Regions from separate parts of the Homo sapiens genome. Here region 1 is linked to region 2. Evidence: read pairs that join two places in POLR2A ChIA-PET (ENCODE). Cell type or tissue: IMR-90. All regions are shown on one strand. Each heading gives the region's core, and the rest is flanking DNA. Links, peaks and the distances in the headings are about the cores only. Region 1 holds the start of TSHZ3-AS1 (TSHZ3 antisense RNA 1). Region 2 has its middle 65 kb from the start of LINC02841.

What was found. Peaks named below come from ENCODE experiments on the same cell type or tissue, not always from the same donor. Only the 100,000 strongest peaks of a DNase experiment are listed, where the experiment ranks them.
Region 1: POLR2A ChIA-PET joins it to region 2 with 5 read pairs; 2 of 35 experiments call an interaction of 5 or more read pairs at or near these places.

Annotation. Positions count from the first base shown.
Region 1 is chr19:31,319,627-31,331,044 of GRCh38, reverse strand. The region is part of intron 1 of TSHZ3 (teashirt zinc finger homeobox 3); the gene reads left to right. TSHZ3-AS1 (TSHZ3 antisense RNA 1) reads right to left here and starts at 9,214. Exons shown (of 3, transcript XR_002958388.2): 1 at 1-9,214. In IMR-90, for the core only: no CTCF peak of the experiment used is centred there; a DNase peak (open chromatin) is centred at 4,264; H3K27ac peaks cover 1,781 bases.
Region 2 is chr19:31,449,075-31,460,492 of GRCh38, reverse strand. No RefSeq gene overlaps it. Among named protein-coding and RNA genes, the nearest start is that of LINC02841, 65 kb to the left of the region's middle. In IMR-90, for the core only: no CTCF peak of the experiment used is centred there; no DNase peak of the experiment used is centred there; H3K27me3 peaks cover 192 bases.

The sequences.
Region 1 (11,418 bases), core at 2,419-6,418, 130 kb after region 2:
TTGGGCAGCTCTCATGTAGAAGGGAGATTTTAGGAAGCCCGTCTTTGCTAGAATTTGCCTGGCAGGCCCTGCGTTTCCCATTGTCCTTCTGCCACCATGGTGACTGGGGACATGCCCGTGCCTGTGGGGGACAAGCATGCATGTCAGTTTTTGGGCATGTCAATGCTGATTCCTGTGCCCTGGGGTACGGCCCACCTTCTCTCGGTAGAGCTGTGACCCTGCCAACAGGAAGTGCTGGGAAAACAAGCTCCTGACACCTCCGTCTGGGGTCTGGGGTCGCCTTCTCAGCGTGGGCTGCTTCATGACCCATAGGTGTTCTGGACTTTCCTCCCCCCGCCCAAGGATTAAACAGCACTTGGCTCCTTGTTAAAAGCACATTGATGTTTTGAGCCCAGAGGGAGGTGTGGATCACACAGCAGGTCAACAGCCTCCATTTTGCACCCCGCCATTCCCTGTGGCTGGTTAAGGTGGGAGTGGGTAGGGAGGAGAAAACAGAACTAGAGAGTGACATTGGGGCGATGCTGACCGAGGGTGTGACCCAGGCCAGGCCAGGCTGCTGTGGCCACTGACCTGCTCCTCCCTGCACTTCACATGGGAGCTCGGGCATTGGGAGCCGTCAGGCCAGTCCTCAAGGTACGGCCAAGCAGCCCGGAGGCCACCTCCCGAGGCCTGTGCTAGCAGCTCCTGGTCCATGCCTGCCGGTCAGCTCACTGCTCCACCCCTGCTAGGCGTTAGATGTTTCCAGAAGGCCTGAGGGCCAGGCAGGTGAGGGGCTTCAAGTTCACTCAGGGCAGCTGTTGAGAGTTTAGCGAGTTTTATTTTTGCCCCCAAATTTAAAAGTATCACGGAAGGCAGAGCTATTACAGAGAGAAACCAACCTTTTGGTTATCACACAGCAGCTTTTATGAATTAAAAAAAAAAAAAGGATCTTGACCCTCTTTGAAAGGAAATAAAGTAGGAACCCAGTGTTAAGGAAAACAAAAAAGCTGATATTACAGTTTTTATGATTACTCATATCCTAGGCTGGAGCTTGAGGAAACCAGTTATAATGGAATTTCATTTTTTTCTCTTCCTAGTTGTGTGTCTGCGCTCTTTTTTCCATTAGAATGAGGAGTGGTTCATACTTGGTGTGGAAAAAAAACACACAACAATTTTGGCATGTGATCCTTGCTCTTAGTTGACCCAACGCTGATGGGACTGAAGATAGAATTATGCGGCCTTGTAATTAATTATCGAGCTATAAGGGGAACTGTGGAGTGAAGAGAGAAAGGGATGGAGTTACACAGGGCGGTGTTCCTGCCTCTCTCTCCACAAACACCCCCACTCCCAAGTGCTGTACCCAGGTTTAGCTTTGACACCATAAATAATGCATCTTCCGATATTCAGAAGTGAAAAATCTAAAGCCATCTAGTGGTTCATTTTTATTGGTAGCCACTGTATTAGCACCATTTAAAAACACTATTTTATTGCTGTGAGTCTGCAAGTTGCCAGTAGCAGTTCACCAATTTCACCGGTGTGAGGTGAGGGGTAAGATGATGACCAAAAGCAGAGATGCCTCCACTCTGCCTAAATTAAATGTTTGTGCAAGTAAACTTGAGCGTGCCCATTGCCAGGGCTGACCTTATACCACTAAGTTCTTGCAGTGGCCTGGATGATTGTAATGGAGGTAACGTGATATAAATGTAAACTTTAGCCCTGCTTACACAGAATGCACAAGGCAGCGTGACACCTTCATTTCAGTAGTAAGAAATTACCATTGTCTCTTATTTCTTGCTCGGAGCTTGGGTGACCAAGCCAAGAAGTAATTACACAATTAGGGTTGACAAAGCAGTTCCTGTAACATTTCTTTCTCTTAAGTTTGGGTAGCTTATTTCAACTTCACATTTTCCATATCTTTGTCATTAATAACAAATATCCGTTTTCAGTGCAATACATGTGCCGCATGAAGATTGGGAGCCTAGTGTAATTTAATGATGAAATGTGAGCATTTCATTTTCTGTAAATGTGGCTCTTTGAAGTTTAAGGTAGACATCCAGGAGCTCACACGGCCCCTGTACAGGAAGTTGACTACCAACTCTTCCGCAAGTGAGATTGGTGAACAGTGATTGGGAGCCACTCCCGCTTAGGTGACAAAGATGTTTGAAAGGATATGCAGATATGTGACATGGCTTATCTGGAAGGCTGCCTCTTCAAAGTCATCTCCCATTACTATGGCTCCAGATAATTCTTTAATCTTAAATTGTGTTATCTGCAGTATGTATACGGTATTGTAATTAATTGTCACCAACTTAAAATATAATCTGTTTGGAGTTTATATACCATCTAGGCCTGACCCTTACCTAAAGAAGAAAACACCTCACAGTTTCTCTCTTCTTATTTGTTATTGGATATGAAAGGAGAGAGACACTCTCTACTAAAGAAAAATAGACCTGTTAAGATTTAACCCGCCATTCCTTGAATAAGATGTTCTCAGAACTTCTGTTTTGGTACCAGCTAATGCTGCAAACAAGCTTTGAAACATGGATGGCTCAGCTGGGAGGTGAATGGCCTGCAGGAAGGTTGGGCTCCATCAGCAGGGGCCAGTCCACTGAAGCAAGTCAGTCCTGCTGCCATTTGTCAGCCTGGGCTGGCCTTCCAGAGCCCATCCCTGGTGTGGGAGAGGTGCCAACGTGGCCCGCAGTCCCCGCTGTTTTATAGCTGATGCTATATGCACACACCCAAGGCTTTTCAAGGCTCACACTCAGAGAAGTGCCCACTGGTCTTCCCCTCAGGTGGACAGAGTGAGTGAGTTCCCTGCTCCATGAGCCTAGCACTTCGCTTTTCAGCAAAGGTGCCTTGGTTTTGGGTGGATCTTGTATAAATGAATTCTAGCTGGGGGCCTGGGCAAAAGTTATATTTCTTCTGACAGAGTTTGTAGCAACGTTTTTCTTAATTATTCTTGATGTTTTGCCCATTATACCATTAGCTTCTTCAGAGGACAGAGATAAATAGCTGGTATCTGCAAGAACAAAGTGTGAACTGAATGCATTTAATTATTGATATCTCAGTAACTAAAGGCTCTAGAATGATGTTGTCAAATGCCTTAGTGATCTGACAGCCGATGTATTGGTTTGCAGATGCAACTAGAGACAATGTCCATGTAAACTCTAGAGAAAGAGAACACTAAACAAATAAGAGAATATCGTAGTTCATTTTCTCATTTCTTTATTTTTTTTCCCAGTGCAATTCGTTTCATTTTGTGTATTGGATTTTGAGGTTTAGGGGCTGTGCAGGGTGTTTTATTTCAATATGTGGTAAGATACAAATTGCCTTCATACTATCATATTATTGCCTTTAAGTATACTGCCTGGCTCAGTTACATATACACTGTATATTTATATGCGTGTATACGTGTATTGTGTGTACATATATGTATTCTTACATATGTATGTATATGTATGGTACATATGTGTATCACCTAGTGGAAATCAGTGTTCTCACAGTCTTATTCTTATCAGAGGGATTTTTAAAACTAGCCTTATATGCATGTTTTCAAGAATAAAGCAGAATGCTAACAAAGTGCATTTTCCTTCCCTCTCATTAGATATCAGATCCCTTTCATATGTAGAAAAGTAAGGATTTCAGGTATTTATTCTGACATGTTGACATAACTCCACATATTCAGTTACCTCAATTTTTAAAATCTATTTTACTATCTCTCACATGTAGAATATGATTCCCAGGGTTTAAAACACACAAGGAAATTGATCGCTGTTCAAAAATGTGCAGCGGTAGCCCAGAGGCTCAAAGTCTAGAACCTCGAGCTACAGGTCTCAGGGAAGAAGGGAATTGGTCGAACACATCCAGTAATGCCGTGGAATATTCTTTTTTCCTTTGAAGGTTTGGCTTACAGTACTGTTCTCATGATCATGTTTAATTCTATGTTTTTTCTAAGGGCTTTTTACTCCTCTGCTGGTTTTTTTTTTAATGAAACAGAAAGCTGCTGCCTTTCAGTAGCCTGGCTGAGTGCTGTAAGGAAGGAGAGTCTACATTCTGGACTGCTCACTTCTCTCCAGGATGCCTTCTCTGGCGTTCCTCACATGGAGCTGGACTTCTCCCCTGTATTTGCATGCTTCTCTGGCCTGTGCACACTGGCACACTGGGGCACACATAGGGTTTCCATCAGAGCCGAAGGCTGCGTGAGACTTGGGGAGGATATTTATTTGAAGTTGCACAAATGTTTACAGTAAGGGAGACTGAGACATGGGCACTCGCAGTGCAGAGCTACCCTGAGCAGAGGAACTGCCTTTCCCTCCTGTCTTCCATGTGCTCCGTTCTCCCTAACAGCAACAAACATGCTGTCTTTTGCAGCTGCTTACTTGGAAATTAAATAATGAGCCTCCTGAAGATGGTTGCTTCACACTCCGAGGTTTCAGCCCCATGAGAAAGTGACTTACAGCGATAGATGAGGGGAGGTCAGCACCACCCTCACTGTGCAGGCTCCGAGCATCTGGGTGTGGGTGTGTACGCGTGCTCATGCACACACAGACACACGCAGGCACGTGTGCACATGCACACACACGCGCCAGGCTTCTAAGCATGCAGGGCTGCTCTACAGAAGCTACCTAGAGCCCTGAAAGATTTGACAGTAGCTTTCTCTCATGAAAGTGGATGCATTGTCATTCTTTAAATTAAACAAAATGATGTCCATAATGCAATATTCAAGAGAATCAAAGGGTATGCAGTTAAAAGAGAGTCTTCTTCTAACCCCAGCTCCTCAGTTCTTCTCCCTAGGGGCAAGCACCGATACCAGTTTGTAGTATAGTCTTCTAGATATTTATGTTGGTGCAAAAGTAATTGCAGTTTTGCCATTAAATTAAAAGTATATTTTAAATATTTTAAATGAGAAATCCACACTTTACACTCCATGTTGTACCTGTTTTTGTCTAAGAATATACTTTGGATATCTGCAGTTTACTTTGACATGCATCCAAAAGTTAAGATACATGGAATGATGGGTATATATGTGATAAAGCAAATAAAGCGGAATGTTAAAGTTTTAAACTAGGTGATGGGTGTACAGGCAAAATTCTTTAAACTTTGCTGTGTATATTACATTGTACATAATAAAATGGTGGCAAATCTATGTATCTCAGTCATCATCTTATATCATGTTAGGTTTCAGCTGCTATATCCTACCATATTTTGTTGCACAGAGCTGCCTTATACTTTTTAAGGGCCACGTTTGACTCTAGTGAATGAGTTACCCTCTGCATGGACATTCTGGTTGCTTCTAGTCTTTTCTTTGACAAACAGTACCATAGTGAACATCCTTCTGCACACGCCTTTGTATAGTAATGTCCTTCCACTTACATCCTTGTGGGATGCAGTCCTACAGGCGGAATTGCTAGCTGAAAAGGTATGTTCAGGTTAACAAAATGATAAATATCCAAACTGTTCTCCAAAAAGATCACACACATTTCGCTTCCCACAGCTGCGTGGGAGTGCGCGCGTGATGTCTCTGGCCGTCAGCGCTTAGGTAGGACAGCATCACAGTCAGCAACCCCTTCTCTCGCTCAGCAGGCACCCAGAAGCCTCCATGCATCAACAAAAATGGATACGGATATGAAAGCATATGAATCCCTGTATTCATCTCAGACATCTTTGCCTTTTTTATTTCAGTCTCTGGGTGACAGCAAATAGGTAAATTCATAGGATCACAGCCTTTTAAATTCATCTGCAGGGACAGCCTCATTGGATGGACGGGAAAACTGAGACCAGCCTAAGTTCACATGTCATTCCCTGGCCGGTCCCGACCAGTGAAAGCACTGAGGGTGTAAAGCCTGGCTCTGTGGCCGGACTGCGGAAGCCCTCTCCATAGGCATCCTCATTACCTGAGGTCGCTCAGAGAGCCCAACGGCCAAGACACAGAGGCACTGTGCCCGTATACTACCTATGTTTAGTTCCTACGGAGCACAGCGGAGGTGGCTGGCTACAGCGCGGAGCTTCTTAGATAATGACCGAGGAATACTGAAAATGTCCTTTTGGGTTTTAGCTGAATAATATTTAAGGATTTTGAAACAGTGACTTAATTTTGTTTTTATGTAATTGATGGCATTGTAGTAAAACGTATTGAGACACCACATCAGCATTTTTCTAACTGTTCCTTGGAGAAAAATATGCTCATATGAAAATGGTTTCTTCACTTTCCACTTACGGAATTGAAAAAATAAAAAAAAAATCACTGTGCTTCCATGGAATCACTATACCCAGAGATTCTCTAATTTTAAAGGGTTTTCCCCTCTGGACTTGGCCTACATAATGCAAGGATACTTTGCCTTTCTAAGTGGGGTTGTCCCTTGTTTTAGAAGCAATGGTAGTGGAGACAGAGGGACTGTTGTGTCAGAGAGTTGGTGCAGAATGCTGGTGGGGCAGATTTCAGGGAAGTTCCATATACCAGAGGCCATAGGCCTCCAAACCTAAAACCCAGTGGTAAGTCACTTCCCATTCAGGCTTCACGCCCCTTGCCCATTCTTTTGGGTTTGGAAGGTGCTTGAAGGAAAGCTGTCTCAATGCTGCAGTGTTGGAAACTTGTGTCTGAATTTGAAGCCTTCATCGTGTTATGTTGATATCAAAGAAATCAGGATATTTACATAAATTATATTAGTTTTCCTAACTTGACACAATTGTTTATATGCGGGAGGTGTAAGTCAACTGGCAGTATTCATCTTGTTCCAAACTTTGCTGCTTAAGATTTCATTCTGAATAGTCAAATTGTAAACGTTAAAAATGAAAATTCAGACTGGATTTATAATGATGGAAAACTCACAAGTCTACTACATTAAAATCATAATGATAATAATAACGCTTTCAAAACAACCTTGGTTGCCTCTCTAGTAGCTTGGTTTCCTGCTCTACTGATGGTAGGCTGGCCCAGTGTGCACAGCCTTGAGGGCTTGGCTGTGCAAGTTGATGTAGGGGCGGAGAGCCAGCATCAAATTGGGTGCTGCGGAGACGTTTTTTCCTCCTGCTTTTGGTTGTGAAGATGCCCCTCGTGGCTTCTGATCCCTGAGCCCTCGGTGATGCCTTGAATGAGGGTAGCCCCACATGCAAAGGGATGCCCTAGGCTGCCTATCCTGCAATGCACTGTGTGTGTGTGTGTGTGTGTGTGTGTGTGTGTGTGTGTGTGTGTGTGTGTGTGTTGGAGGCCAGGTTCAAGTACAAGAGCAGCAGCTGCTGTCTTTACCACCTGGGAGAAAACATCTTTCTGAGGTGTGTGGCAGTGTGGGAAGGTGATTGTGGATGGGGTGACTGTGTGGGAGACTGTGGTGGGTCTACCCTGATGTATCTGCACCTGAAGCCAACTTCTTCCTGGTCTAGATGTGGACATTTCTTAAAGTTTATCCTGGGTCTACAAATGTGAAATCATCTGGGTATTCGTAAACCAGCCGCATCACTGAGAGCAGAGGTAAATCCAGTGCTCCCACTTGGTAGAGTTCTTTGACAATGAAGCTGTGTAGAGGTGAACAACAAAACCCACAACAAAGATAAAGAAAAGAAAAGGAAAAATATGCATTGATAGAATTATGCTTTGTCTTTCTACTTAAATGGCAAAACTCATGTGTCTTCACATCTGGAATAAATGTGATGTTTTACAATTAAACCTATTTACGGGAGCTCACCATTGGATCATAGCATTTGCTTTCTGATTTTTAAAGGCCCCCAAACCATTGAATAGTAAAGAGTGCTGAATGCCATGCAGTGAAGTTCATGATCATAGGCTACTCTGTGGAACTCAGGGATCTACGGTGGCAGCATGCTCCTGGGTGAGTTGGGCAGCTCCTGGCTGGAAGAGGGAGGCCTGGCCTTTGGTGTCTGGCTGTATGGACTTCCACTCCTTTGAGGTTATCTCAGCATTTGATAGCAGAAGGCTGGTTTAAAACATTTTCATGTGAGAGAAATGCTCTTGACCCAATGTTGCGTGAAAAAAGCAGGTTGCCAAATACAATACCAACCCAACACATTCACACACATGCACACATTATAAAGGGAAAATAAAAGGAATAAGCACTCCAAAATGTAAGGGTTTTTATTTTTCTGCTTTCTTCTATATGCCTTTATTTTCCAAATTTTCATCAATAGACATATATTGCTAATCCTTGATGTTGATGTTATCTTGTATCAGAGAGCTTTGTGGCTGGGAAGAAGGTAACTAAATAATTAGTTTCATTTATTCAGTCATTCATTCGTTCTGTCACTCATTCATTCATTCATTCACTCATTCCTTTATTATGTCCATCACTAATTTATTCCTTCACTCATTCATCCATTCAAAAAGTAAGTACTGGCTGGGGATGGTGGCCCATGCCTGTAATCCTAGCACTTTGGGAGGCCGAGGCAGGAGGATCGCTTGAGGCTAGCAGTTCGAGACCAGCCTGGGCAACATAGTGAGACCTGGTCTCTACAAAACATTAAAAGTTAGCTGGGCATGGTAGCATGCATCTGTAGTTTCAGCTACTTGGGAGGCTGAGATGGGAGAATCCCTTGAGCCCAGGAGTTCATGCCTATAGTAAGCTATGATTGCACCACTGCATTGCAGCCTGGATGTCAGAGTGAGACCTAGTCTCTAAAAAAAAATACATACATAAGGCTAGGCACGGGGGCTCACGCCTGTAATCCCAGCACTTTGGGAGGCAAAGGCAGGAGTTTGAGACCAACCCAGCCAACATGGTGAAACCCTGTCTCTACTTAAAATACAAAAATTTGCCAGGTGTGTTGGCCGGGAACCTGTAATCCCAGATACTTGGGAGGCCGAGGCACGAAAATCGTTTGAACCCAGGAGATAGAGATTGCAATAGGCCAAGATTGTGCCACTGCACTCCAGCCTGGGTGACAGAGCAAGACTCCGTCTGAGAAAAACAAAAAAAAACAAACAAACATAAAACCATTATTCTTAGCAAACTAACACAAGAACAGAAAACCAAACACTGCGTGTTCTCACTCATAAGTGGGAGTTGAACAATGAGAACATATGGACACAGGGAGGGGAACATCACACACCGGGGCCTTTTTGGGGGTAGGGGGAATGGAGAAGGATAGCATTAGGAGCAATACCTAATGTAGGTGATGGGTTGATGGGTACAGAAAACCACCATGGTACGTGTATACCTATGTAACAAACATGCACGTTCTGCACATGTACCCCAGAACTTAAAGTATAAAAAAAAAGAAAAAGAAAAAACATCTTCAAGGAAATGCGTTTACTCATACATAATATATATAAAAATATATATTTAATAAATATGTAATCAACGACAATTAAGCACTACCTTCTTTCTCTCCTGGCCTCAACTCTGGCTCACTCCCTCTGTCTCACACACAGTCTGGATGGAAAGTACTGCTGTCCACGTCGGGCCTGCTGTTGTGGGGAAACGAGGATACATCATTAGTGTCAGGTGCTTTTGACCTTGCTGCCTGATTGTGGCCAGGCCCCTTGCGTTAACCTGGCGTGAGTCTGCCGTATGCAGACACCTTGGTGTGTTTCCATGAGGTTTCAGGCAGAGCTGTAGGCTCCATGTTTAGATTTCATAAGAGTAACCAGAAATGCACTTGCTAGGTGGGCAGTTAAAAACAACGGGGAACGGTCTCTGGAGTGCTTCAGTGGTGAGCCATGTGATGACGCCACCGGGCATGTCCTAGGGGCACTGTGAAGTTGGAAGGTAGAGCTCCGATTGGCGGGCCAGTGAGCAGCGTCCAGCCCTGCCTGTCTCCCATGTCAGCCTTAAGTGAGAGCCATGGCCTTCTCAGCACTGTCATTACCCACCTCCACCTTGGAATGATTGATTCATCAGGTTCAGAGGATGAACTTAGACATTAAGGAGCTGGCCAGGCCTTGGTGGAAAGGGATGCTGGAAAAAAAATTATAAAGCACTGTATTTTGCTTGCATGGTATCACTGCCATCCTTCAACAGGACACAGTTTTACATTCTTTATGTATTGCAAAGTGGGAGACAATGTATTGACAGTTGCCAAGCTATGATTTTAAAAATGTGAAGCAGATCTTCTGTGGACGATGGATCTTGAGGCTCTGGGCCGGATGACCTGTCCTGACACCTGCTAACATCTCAGCAGGACCCGTAGGGAAGGGAATTCTGCCTCCTTCTCCTTCAGTCATCTCAGAATTGAACACTGCGCAGGACTCAGTGACATCCTGCAACCAGAGATACAGATATTCTCCCAGGAACACCCAGACCTACAGCTGAAGCCAGGATGTCTTAGTGGAAGGGACCAAGAGCCAAGGAGACTTCAGCCTCCTGGTTACTTCCTCCCTGCAGCCTGGGTGCACTGCAGACTCAGGCGCAGTGGCCATTAGTGCTGTCTCTTGGACCCGCACCTGACCGTGTCTTAACTACAACAACCTTCAAAGGCTTAGGTCCAGGGAGAGGTCAGTTACTCAGATCATCCTGAACATGTCCCTTCTCCCGAGAAGGACACATCATAAAACATGTGGCCCCCAACCCGAGGACAACTGCAGTTATCATCCCTCGCAGGTGGGCCCAGAGCACAGAACACACCTGTCACTCCAGGTGTCACGTCTCAGAAAGACATTTTCTTTAAGGTTAAATAAATAACATTCACACAATGGAATATTTTAGAGCAGTAAAAATGAAGGAACGGCAGCCACGGGCAACAGCAGGGATGGATCTTAGTGATATTATATGGGTAGATAAAGCAAGTCAAAAAGGACTACGTCCAGGATCCGTCTTTTCTACAAAGCACAGAAGCAAACACGAGCCTAGTATTGCTTGGGGGTCACGCATTCATGTCCAGGGTCATATTTACCCACCGCCTGCCTGAGCGGTGGAGAAGCCCCGTGGTCATGTTGTCATTCTCAAGTTGGGTCCTTGTTCACAGGCATTTGTTTGGTTATTATACTTAAGAACCTACATGTATATTTCATCTGTTTCTGTATAGATCAGATGTAACCCGAGAAAATGTTTCAGGGTGTGAGCTCCCTAATACGTCAGGTCATCTGCAGCTCTAAGCTCTGGTTTTTGAGCCAGGCTGTAGCGGTTACGTCCTAGTTTAGGATGATTTGGCAAGAAACTCTCCATCACTTCTATCAACTGCGTGTGTGTTGGAAAGAATTAGGAAGGAAGGGCCGATTGCTACTTTCTCAGGGGGGCTGCATCTTAAGAGTCCATATATGTCATTCAGCTAATGAAGCCTGCCTTCCTGCCCCTAGTAGCAGCCTTTTTTTTTCAAAGCAGCTTAAGTAGAAAGAAAACTTGTTTCAGTGATGTTTGTGCTTTTGAGGGCGACAAAAGGTGTTACACTGTTGTTTTCTTTGTGATTACCGTTGTCATGGTGGTTATTTGTCCCTCTTCAGTGTTCTAGTAGAAACTTTCTGCCTGGTGATGCTTTGAGGGGCTATGAGCT
Region 2 (11,418 bases), core at 3,645-7,644:
GTAGCAACATAAGTATTAATTAGAATAGAAAAAATATGAAAAGCCATCACTTATAGGAAGTAGAAGTAGGAGAGAATAAAGGAGTGAAGCAGAATTATTTAATACGGCATAATTTTTAAACTATACACATTTATTACTTTAGTAAAAATAGAAAATATTTTAAAATACAAACATATGTATATAGCTATATTTTCAGTCAACATTATTGATTGTGTTAACAACCACCTTATACAGACATATCATTAATGACAAAGGATACACACAACATTCAGTGGAAATAGGATGGTCATTTTTTGAAATGGTGATAGGTCAAATATATACGTGTGTGCGTATACACACATATACACACATACATATATATGGATATACACACATATGTGTGTGTATGTGTATACATATAGGTATAGAGAAGTGTCTTACTGAGCTTTCTTTTGTATTTATCTGATATACCAAATAGCTTTGTGCCATATTCACCATGATGAAAAACAACAATGTATACGTATACACACACACATACACACACACACACGCACACACAAAGATAAAAGCCAACCTTGACCTTTATGATGGTTAACTTTGTGTATCAACTGGATTGGGCCATGGGGTGCCCAGATAATTGGTCAAACATTGTTCTCGGGGTGTCTGTGATGGAGTTTTTGGTTGAGGCTAACATTTGAATTGGTAGAATGAGGGAAACCGATTACACTTCCTAATGTCGGTGTCTCTCCTCCAGTCAATTAAAAGCCTAGATAGATAGAACGAAAGGCTGACCCTCCCTTGAGTTAGAGGAAATTTCTTCTGCCTGACAGACTTAGGCTGGAATGTTGGTTTTTTCCAGCCTTTAGACTCAAACTGAAACACTGGTTATCCTCAAGTCTCAAGCCTGCTGGCTCCTTATTGGAACTACACCATCAGTGCTCTTGGATCTCTACTTGCTGACTACAAATTTTGGAACTTCTCAGTCTCTATAATGGCATGAGCCAATTCCTTACAATAAACTTTACTATGTGTGTATGTATGTATCTGTCTATCCTATTGGTAGGGTTTATCTGGAGATTCCTGGCTAATACAACCCCCATTTCATACTATACAAAAAAATTAATTCAAGATGAACCAATGAACTAAATATGATAATAAAAATAAATTAGTTTTCTAGGAGACACATAGTAGGAAAAGATCTTTAATTATCTTTGAATAAGGCAAACATTTGTTTATCAAGATTAAAAATATACCAACTATAAAAGATTTCTATAATGATTTAATCAAAATTAAGAATCCCTTTTCATTAAAAGACACCTTTAAGAGAATAAACAGATAAGCCATAAACATGAAAGAGATATTTCCAGTACAAACCTTCAACTGTAAACTCAAATTCAGAGTATTAAAAAAAATGTTTCTACAAATAAATTAGAAAAATTTTGATGACCCTAACAAAAATAAGAAAGAAATATGAACAGGCACTTCACAATATAGGATTGGATTTTTTTTTAGATAAGGTCTCACTCACTATGTGGTCCAGGCTAGAGTGCAGTGGCAAGATCACAGCTCACTGCAGCCTAGAACTCCCAGGCTCATGTGATCCTCCCACCTCAGCCCTTCGGGCAGCTGGGACTGCAGACATGTGCCACCACACTCGGCTAATTTTTTGTATTTTTAGTAGAAACGAGGTTTCACCTTGTTGTCCAGCACAACAGAGGATTTTGAAATCGCCAATAAACATATGAAAAAGTGTTCAAGCATCAGAGAAATACAAATAAAGCTCATGAGACACTGCTATATACTTACAAGAAAGACTAAATTTAAAAGACTCACATTACCAGGTGTTTGGGAGGATGGAGAACAGCTGAAATTCTCTTAAATTGCTAATAAGAATATAAATTGGCACAATCATTCTGTAAAACTATTTAGGAATACCTACTAAATCAAAATATACATACATATTATCATCTAATAACTGTAATTACCAGTATATAAATCTTCTCCCAAAGTGGGTGTTCATGTCCACCAAAAGACATGCACCAGAATGTTTATAGCTACATTCTTTATAAAACCACCATGATGAAAAATGTGTCCATAAATAGTAGAACGGATAAATATATTTGAAAAAAATTTCAACTGTTTAAAAATTTTTAATTGTATAAATAAATTTCAACTGTATAAAAAATTCAATTTTTGCAATGGAATGCTACTCAACAACGAAAAGAAACAAAATCCTGATAGACACAGCATTGATGAACTCATGGACATAAAGTTAAGGGAAGAAACATCAACTCCACGATTTCATTCACATGAAATTGAAAACAAGTATAACTCCCCCAACTATTCTTGGAGAGATAATAATTGGCAGAGGGCATGAGGGAACCTATTGAACTGCTAAAAATGCTGTATCCCTTGATCTAGATGGAAATTACACAGGGATACACATATCTAAAAAGGCATCAAGGTACGCATTAACATTTGTGTGCTTTGTGTACTTAACAATGTATTTAAAGAAAGTAGTACACACACCAAAATTCAGGGCCACATGACCAAGAGACAAAATAAAAAACAGACACGAGTCTCACAGCCAGGTGCAGTAGTGGATGCCTTGCAGTCCCAGTTACTCAGAAAGCTGAGGAAGGAGAATCTTTTTAATCCAGCAGTTTGCAGCTGTAGCACTACCATAGCACCTGTGAATAATCACTGCACTCCATCTGAGCAACAAAGCAAGACTCCATCTTATAAAAGTTACACAGGTTATTCAGACAAATGCGTTAAGGTAATATTAGGTTGAACTATATGATAGTGATGCTTGTGTTGATGAAAACTGATGAATAATAGCAAGTTCATATAGTTGAGTCTAATACAAAAAAAATTCTGCAGGGAATCACAGAATTGAAAGAAGGAAAAGAAAGCAAAGCAGTGACTATATATGTACATGGACTGAAATCAACTGTATAAAAAGATAATGGAGGCAGGCGGATCATGAGGTCAGGAGACCGAGACCATCCTGTAAATGGTGAAACCCCGTCTCTACTAAAAATACAAAAAATTAGCTAGGCATGGTGGCGGGCGCCTGTAGTCCCAGCTACTCGGGAGGCTGAGGTGGGAGAATCGCATGAACCCAGGAGGCGGAGCTTGCAGTGAGCTGAGATCACACCACTGCACTCCAGCCTAGGAGACAGGGCGAGACTCCATCTCAAAAAAAAAAAAAAAAAAAAAAGATAATGGTATTAATAATATGAGGTTTGAAACATGGAAAATTAAAATATATGACAGCAAGACTGCAAAAGAAGAAGCAAATATATATATATAATCAAAAGAAGAAATGAATGGAAATTAGAAAAACTTAAAATACATTAAGATTAGAACTCATTAGATGGGTATAATGGAATATACCCATTTAAGTGGACTTAGAATGTCTCAGATTTTGAGCATAATCAGAGAAGTGGAAAGGCAATAACTTATTTTAGACATTAACACATCAATAAATGATGTAATCTTTAGGGTAAAAACTAAAAGAATAATAAAATAACAAATAACAATAAATTAATAAAGGAAAGAATGAGAATAATGAAAAGTCTGATTGATTTAAAAGAAGTCAAGACAGGAGAGGCCAAAGAATATGAAACAAGTGGGTCAAGTAGAAACAGAAAAAAAAATGGAGGACAATAAACACAATATAACAGTAATTACATTACATATAAATGAGTAAATGCTCCAAGAAGCAAAGATTGGCAGCCTGAGTATAAAGACAAAACCAAGCTATATCCTGTTTAAGACTCACAAGTTGGGGCGTAAGAACACAGAGTTGTTAAAAATGAAAGGATGAGAAAAGACATACCATGCAAACCCTAACCAAGAAAAGCTAGTGCAGTCATAGCAATATCAGATAGAGTAGACTTTAGAACAAACATTGCTAAAAACAAAGAGATATATTTCATAATGAAAAAGGGATAAATCCAAGTGAATGTACTCCTCCATTCTAAATGTGAATGCACATAAAAACGTACCTGCAAAATATAAGAAACAAACATTAAGAAAATTAAAATTAGAATTAGAAAACAGTAATCAGAATAAAAGAGTTTAACATGATCTTCTCAATGTAATATGATGAACAACTTTTATAAGTTTCACAATTTTTGTATTTACTTTGCCTTCCTGAAATAAAACAAACTTGGTCATTGCATGTTATCTTTTCACAAGTCATTAGCTGAAGGGATATAGGTTTCTGCTCCATACTAATGAGTAAGATTAGCCTGTAACTTTTTTCATACATTGTCCTAGTCTAGCTATGATATATCTGTGTTGTGGTAGCCATATAACATAATTTGGGAATTGTACCCTCTTGTTTTTTTGTTTTGTTTTGTTTTGCTTTAAAGTGTTTGTGAAGGTTTAGGATTATTTCTTCATTGGTATAATGTATCTATAAAATCATCTGTGCCTAGTGTTTCATAGTGGAAAGTTTTTTTTTAATTAATTTATTTTTTTAACTACTGATGCATGGTATTCAATGGCTATAGGACTCTAGAAATTAAAGATTTCTCCTTTGGTCAGATTAGTTGATTTTTTTTTTTAAGAATTTGTCCATTTCAATTAAATGTTGCATATATTGTCATAAAGTTGAAAAAATAAACTACTTTCTTTAAATCACAGTTTAACCTTTTTGCTTTTTTCATTCTCAAAATAATTGTATTTGTGCTTTCTTTCTATGATGTTTTCATAATATATCTTGCCAGAGTTGGTCTATTTTATTATTCTTTTAAAACAACCAAATATTAGCTTTGCTCAGTTTCTCTAGCATAATACTTTTTATTTTATTAATTTCTATTCTATTTTAACATTTGCCTCTTTTCCAATGTAAATGGTATAAATTTTTTAGATGCAACTTTCTTGGCTTTCCAAGAGTTATTATAAATACATATGTGTGTGTGTATAAACCAAAGTATTTTTAACATTATTAATTACTAATTTCTAATTAATAGATATAATAAGCTACCTGGAGATACATTTTTAAATTTCCATGTCTGAGATTCTAAAACTCATTTTAATTTCCAAATTAACCATGTTGTGTTCAGTATGAAATCAGTTCTTTGAAATTTTTGTCTTACTGCATGTGTTTCATTTTAATAAATATTCCACGTATCCTTGGAAAGAATTTTTCTGAATTTAAGAATGTTATTTTATATTACCTATTAATTAAGTTTGTTAGTTTATGGATTAAATTTTCTATATATTCAATCATTTGTCTTCTACCTGTTCTATAATTTACTGAAAAAGATGTGCTAAAATCTTCTGCAAGATGATGGATTTATTTGTTCTGCTTCAGTAATATTCATTGTTTCATTTGCATATTGTAAAGCTATGCATTAAATTCATAGAAGTTTGGGGCACAATACGGTGTGATATACTTTATATTCAGTAGTTCATTTTGAATTACTAAGTTTGTATAGCGTTGATATTGCTACACTAGCTTCCTTTTGGCTCGTTGGTTTTTATTCTGTATACCTGTCTTCATTTTTTTACTTTCAAACTTTTGTGACTGAATATTTTAGGTGTTCCTCTTGTAAACAGAATATTTTTCTTAAATTGGAGTCTAAAAACCTTTGTTCTTCACCTAGAAAGTATAATTCATTTACATTTATTGTGCAGATTATTATAATTGATAATATTTCTATCATTTAATTTTGGGGGTTTTTGTTGTTTTTCACTGTTTTTCTATCTTTTTCGGTATTTTAAATGTAGGTGATTGGTCTAATCTTCTGTTTTTCAGTTTTCTAGTTCATTAATAGATTTTCCCTCTTTCAGATTAATAGAATCAGCTTAGAATATTTAACACCTGACACTGATATATGCTGTTTTTGCCCAATATTTTATTTTTACTCAGTTTGTACTGTACACTTTATAAATCATAATATTTGTTTTACATTGTATTATTTAATTAGTTCTACCCACATGTGTATAATTTTCTTTGCTCACCATTCTTTCCTACACCTCAGATTTTTTTTTTCTGAATTACAAACAATGGACTTTAGAAGTTTCCTTTTTAAGAGCCTATTCTTTTTAAACTCTACAATTTTTTCTTGTTGATATATATGTATTTCAACTTCATTCTTGCAAGATATAATTTTACACCTGGCAACTCCAGGTTTAGAGTAATATTTTTTCAAAATTTTGAAGGTATTGTTTTATTTTCTAGCTTCTAGCATTGCTGTTCATATTTCCATTTCCAGAGAAATTATCATTAATATGCATCATTCCTCTTCATTTTCTGTCCACTTTTTGCCCTGAGGGTTTTGCAGCTGTAGATTTATTCAGTTTGGGAGAAGTTGTGCTTTCTGAATCTGACAATTAGTATTTTTTAATCAATTTCAGAAATTTGCAGCCACTTTATCTTCAAATATTACCTTTTCCCCAATTCTCTCAATGTGTTTATTCTAGAACTCTGAAAAGACATGTTAGACTTTCCTACTCTATTTTCTATGTCTGTTTATCCTGGGCCTTGAGTTTTTTTTAAGTCCTAGGGATTTTATCATTCTTTTTCAAAAGTTTCCTGGTCATTTTTCATAGTTTCTAGTTCCATAATCACACTTTGGAAACTCTTTATTTAATTATAATAAACATACTTTAAAATATTCTGAATTTTATCATTGTGGTAGCTATAGGTTTTGTGATAATTCTGTAGTTTTTTTTTTTTTGCTGAGTTTTGCTATGGCAGGCATGTTGCCTCATGTGATTTGTAATTTCTGATTATGGATACATATTATCAGGAATTTTTATCTATTGGAGTTTTTTGAAATCTGAAGTTAAAGTGGTCTTCCAAAGAAGATTTAGTTTAGTTCTCCTAGACATGTGAGGATTGCCAATTTGAAATCACTTTAAAATAAAATTTCATGGAGATTTTCAGTCCACACAGGTAGTATAAATTTCAGTCCCAAACTCATGCAATGATTTATATTAGAAATTCTTAGTAAAACCTTTCTTCTTTTTATTCCAACTAGAGCCTAAGACAAGCCACAAGGATATTTTATTTCCTCTGTGGAGTGTGTTTCTTCCCTCGTTCACTTCTAGGGTTCTATGTATAGCTGCTTCTGATCAGACCACCCAGCTAGTGCACACCTAGGTTTTGTCTCCTGTCCTGCTTTTGTGCCTTGGACTGTGTGCCACATTTTAAAGTTTTCTGTAGCAAAAGTTTTTTCTCTGGACATCAAATTTGCCAGTTTCATCATACTTTCACTCCTAACACTGCAGAGCACAAGTAAGAAAACAGCCTGATCTTTCTTCTGTTTTAGTTGGCTTTTCTGTCCTTTATGGAGTTTTTCTTTTCCTTTGAAATAAAAATATTTTACAAAATTTATGTGCAAAAACTAATCACTTTTCATGAACCTCATCAATGGTATTGTAAATGTAAAGCCATATGAATCTTCAGATTAATGTCTTTGTTAAATCCAAAATACATTTATACTATTATATCCTTGATAATGTATTCAGTTTTATTTTTCTTGTCTCTTTTTTGGGGGAATATCAATGGTATATATTTTTTTGTTCACTATTTCTTCCTATATTTTAAATCTGGATATTTGGATATTTGAATATTTCGTATTTAAATGAATATTTCAATATTTCGCTTATCTCCTCCATGTCTCTCTCATCCTGACTCTCAGAACGTCTATCTTCATAGCTAAAAAAGAAAATTCTGCCCTGTTGGAGCTTATCGTGTTTTCCTTCTGTATCCTTCATTTGTTTTTTTTTTTTTTCTGGTATCACTTTTGCCATTTAATGCCTATAATGTCATTTTCACCTGCACTGTGGTTCTATCTATTTATTTACAGGATTTTAGTAATTCAGGAACCTCCATTTCATTTCAGTCTGTTTGCTCATTTTCACATCTTTTCCTTCATTTTACAGAGTTTATTTTTTTCTGAATTTAACTGAAAGCACATGGTAAATAATGCAGTATATTTTAAGTATGTTATAACTGCCATATTCTTTTGCTTAAATAATGCAGAGTCTTTTCATAGGTACCTTTTTTTGGTCACATTATTCAAGCTAAAACAAGAAGAAGTCTACCAAACTAGGTAAATGCCCCAAACAGTGTGAGCTGATTCTCCCCCTCATCCCTCCCTGTCCACCTGGATACATTCAGATCTGAAACTGAAAGATGGGTTGACAGAAGTTTACAAACCAGTTTAGTTCTACAGCGACTGGAGAGGAGCAGAAAGCATCCTGGGAGATGATCATAGCAGGAAAATTTCAATTTGCTACAGTTCCTTTTCTGTGTTTGCTTAAGCCAAACACTGAGGATTAGCTTTCCATATGGAGTTTTCCCTTTAGATCTGCCTCCACGTCCAATGTGGAATACCACTGCTTCCCAGCCCCGAGGTCCGGTCCACTACCTTGGGAAGAATCATGTCCGTGCTGGGAGCCCTCCATGCCTGGGGTTTCGTATTTGCAGCTGTTATTACAGTTGTTCCCCCTTATCTAAGATTTTGCTTTCCACAGTATCAGTTACCCAGGGTCAACCTTGGTCTGAAAATATTAAATGAACAATTCCGGAAATAAACAATTCATAACTTTTAAATAGTGTGGAGTTCTGAGTAGCTGATAAAATCTCATGTCATCATGCTCAGTCCTGTCTGGGACGTGAATCATTCCTTTGTCCGGTATATCCAGGCTGTAGACACTGTGCACCCATTAGTCACTTATAGGTTAGTATATCCACTGTCTTGGTATTCCAGAGCTTGTATTCAAGTAGTCCTTATTTTTTAAAATTTATTTTTATTTTTTATTTTTTAATTTTTTGAGATGGGGTTTCACTCCGTCACCCAGCCTAGAGTGCAGTGGTGCGATCTGGGCTCACTGCAACCTCCACCTCCCAAGTTCAAGCGATTCTCCTGTTTCAGCCTTCTGAGTAGCTGGGATTACAGGTGCCCACCACCAAGCCTGGCTAATTTTTTTGTATTTTTAGTAGAAATGGGTTTTCACCATGTTGGCCAGGCTGGTCTCGAACTCATGACCTCAGGTGATCCACTCACCTCAACCTCTCAAAGTGCTGGGATTACAGGCATGAGCCACTGAGCCCGGCAGCCCTTGTTTTACTTATTTTGTTTTTTTTGGTTTATTATTAGTTATTGTTTTTAATCCCTAACTATGTGACTAAATTATAAATTAAGCCTTATCGTAGGTATGTATGTACAGGGTTCAGTACTATCCACAGTTTCAGGTATGCAGTGGGGGCCTTGGAATGTATCCCCCGAATATAAGGAGGCACTACTGTACTCACACTTGAACCTCTCTGAGCAGCTACGTCCCACAGTGTTGACCCATAACAGCTAAAGAACAAGGAGTTCACGTCAATCGCATGACCTGCCCACAGCTCCATTCTCAATACTTACAATGCAGAAGTGTAAATGGATCTGCCATAGTCTCTTCTAGTCTCCTGACACCTCCTGCTTTCTCAGACAAGCAGGTGCGCATTTCTTTTGGGTCTTTTCTTCATTTTTTGACCTGTCATTTACTTACTGTATTTTTTTTGAGATGGGAGTCTCATCCTGTCTCCCAGGCTGGAATGCAGTGGTACAAGCATAGCTCACTGCAGCCGCGAACTCCTGAGCTGAAGAGATGCTCTTGCCTCATTCTCCCCAGTAGCTGGAATTACAGGCATGAGCCACCACGCCTAGGCTCCTGCTATTTTTAGTAGGAATTCCTTGCAGTTTCTGACCTTTCTGTAGCACACCTCTTCCCTATTTTCCAAGGAAGGTGTTGGTTATCACTCTTACTATAGTCCTGTTGTTATTCTCGTTAGAATCTGGATGTGGGACATTAAACATCTAAAATCATCATCTTCATTTACTGAGAAATCTGTCTTAATTAGGACTCTCCAGATTTTCATGTATTTATTAAATATTTTCAGAACACATTTCATGTCGGGCACATCCTAGGCACCAGGAATACATCAGCAAACAAAGTAGACACATCTCTAGCAGGAGAGACAGGTGCTAACAAACAGACATTGCTAGAAAGTACATCATATAGTACGTTGGAAGGAGACAAGTACGCTGGAAAATGGAGAGCTGGGTAAAGGGGCACCAGGGCTGGGAGAGGACCAGAGAAAGCCTCACTGAGAAGATAATATGTGAGCAATGGTGTGAAGGAGAGGAGAGAGTTGGCCACGTGTATTTCTGGGGGAAGACCATTCCCCAGACAGGAGGAAGCAGGAGAAAGACCCAGTGCAAAAGCTCCAAGTCAAGGCTGAGCCTGGGGTATTCAAGGGAAGGCCAGGAGGCACGGGCGGCTGGATCCCAGGGAGCAAGCAGGCAGAGGGGCATGGAAGATGGGTCCCAGACATCATGGGAAGCCCGTCATATGGACTTTGCAGGAGACACAAGGGCTTTGACTGTTACTTAAAGGGACATGGGGAGCCAACAGAGAATTTTGAAGAGAAGAAGGTTACGGCCTAATTTACACTTCGAAGGATCACTTTGTTGTCATGTGGTTTTTTGTTTTGTTTTGTTTTTGTAAGAGGGAGTCTTGTTCTGTTGCCCAAGTTGGAGTGCAGTGGCATGATCTTGGCTCACTGCAACTTCTGCCTCCCGGGTTCATGCGATTCTCCTGCCTCAGCATCCCGAGTAGCTGGGATTACAGGCACCCCCCACCACACCTGGCTAATTTTTATATTTTTAGTACAGACAGGGTTTTGCCATGTTGGCCAGGCTAGTCTCGAACACCTGACCTCAAGCGATCCACCCACCTTGGCCTCTCACAGTGCTGGGATTACAGGTGTGAGCCACCACAGCCAACCTAAAGGATAACTTTGGAGGCTACATTGAACACAGAAGTCCTGGGATTCAATTAGAGTTCCTGGGACCCAGTTGATTGTCCCTAAGGTCATGGACTTGAGATGTAAAACTGTCACTCGCACCCAGACTGCACAGGAGAATTACCTGAGAAGCTTTTAACATCCCCATGCCGGCCAGGGGCAGTGGTTCACGCCTGTAATCCCAGCACTTTGGGAGGTGGGTGGATCACCTGAGGTCAGGAGTTCACCACCAGCCTGGCCAACATGGTAAAACCCAATCTCTACTAAAAATACCAAAATTAGGTGGGCATAGTGTTGGGCACCTGTAATCCCAGCTACTCAGGAAGTTGAGGCAGGAGAATTGCTTGAACCTAGGAGGCGAAGGTTGCAGTGAGCTGAGATCACACCATTGCACTCCAGGCTGGGTGACAGAGCAGAACTCCATCTCAAACAATAAAATAAAATAAATAAAACAAAATAAAATCCCAATGCCAAAGCTGCATCCTAGACCAATTAAATCAGAACCTCTGTGGTGCATCCTAGGCATTGATGCTTTTTAAAACTTTCCAGGGATTCTACTGTGCAGGCAAGGTTGTGAGCCACTGTTTTTAATAAAAAGAAGTCTCCTTTGACTTCCTCCA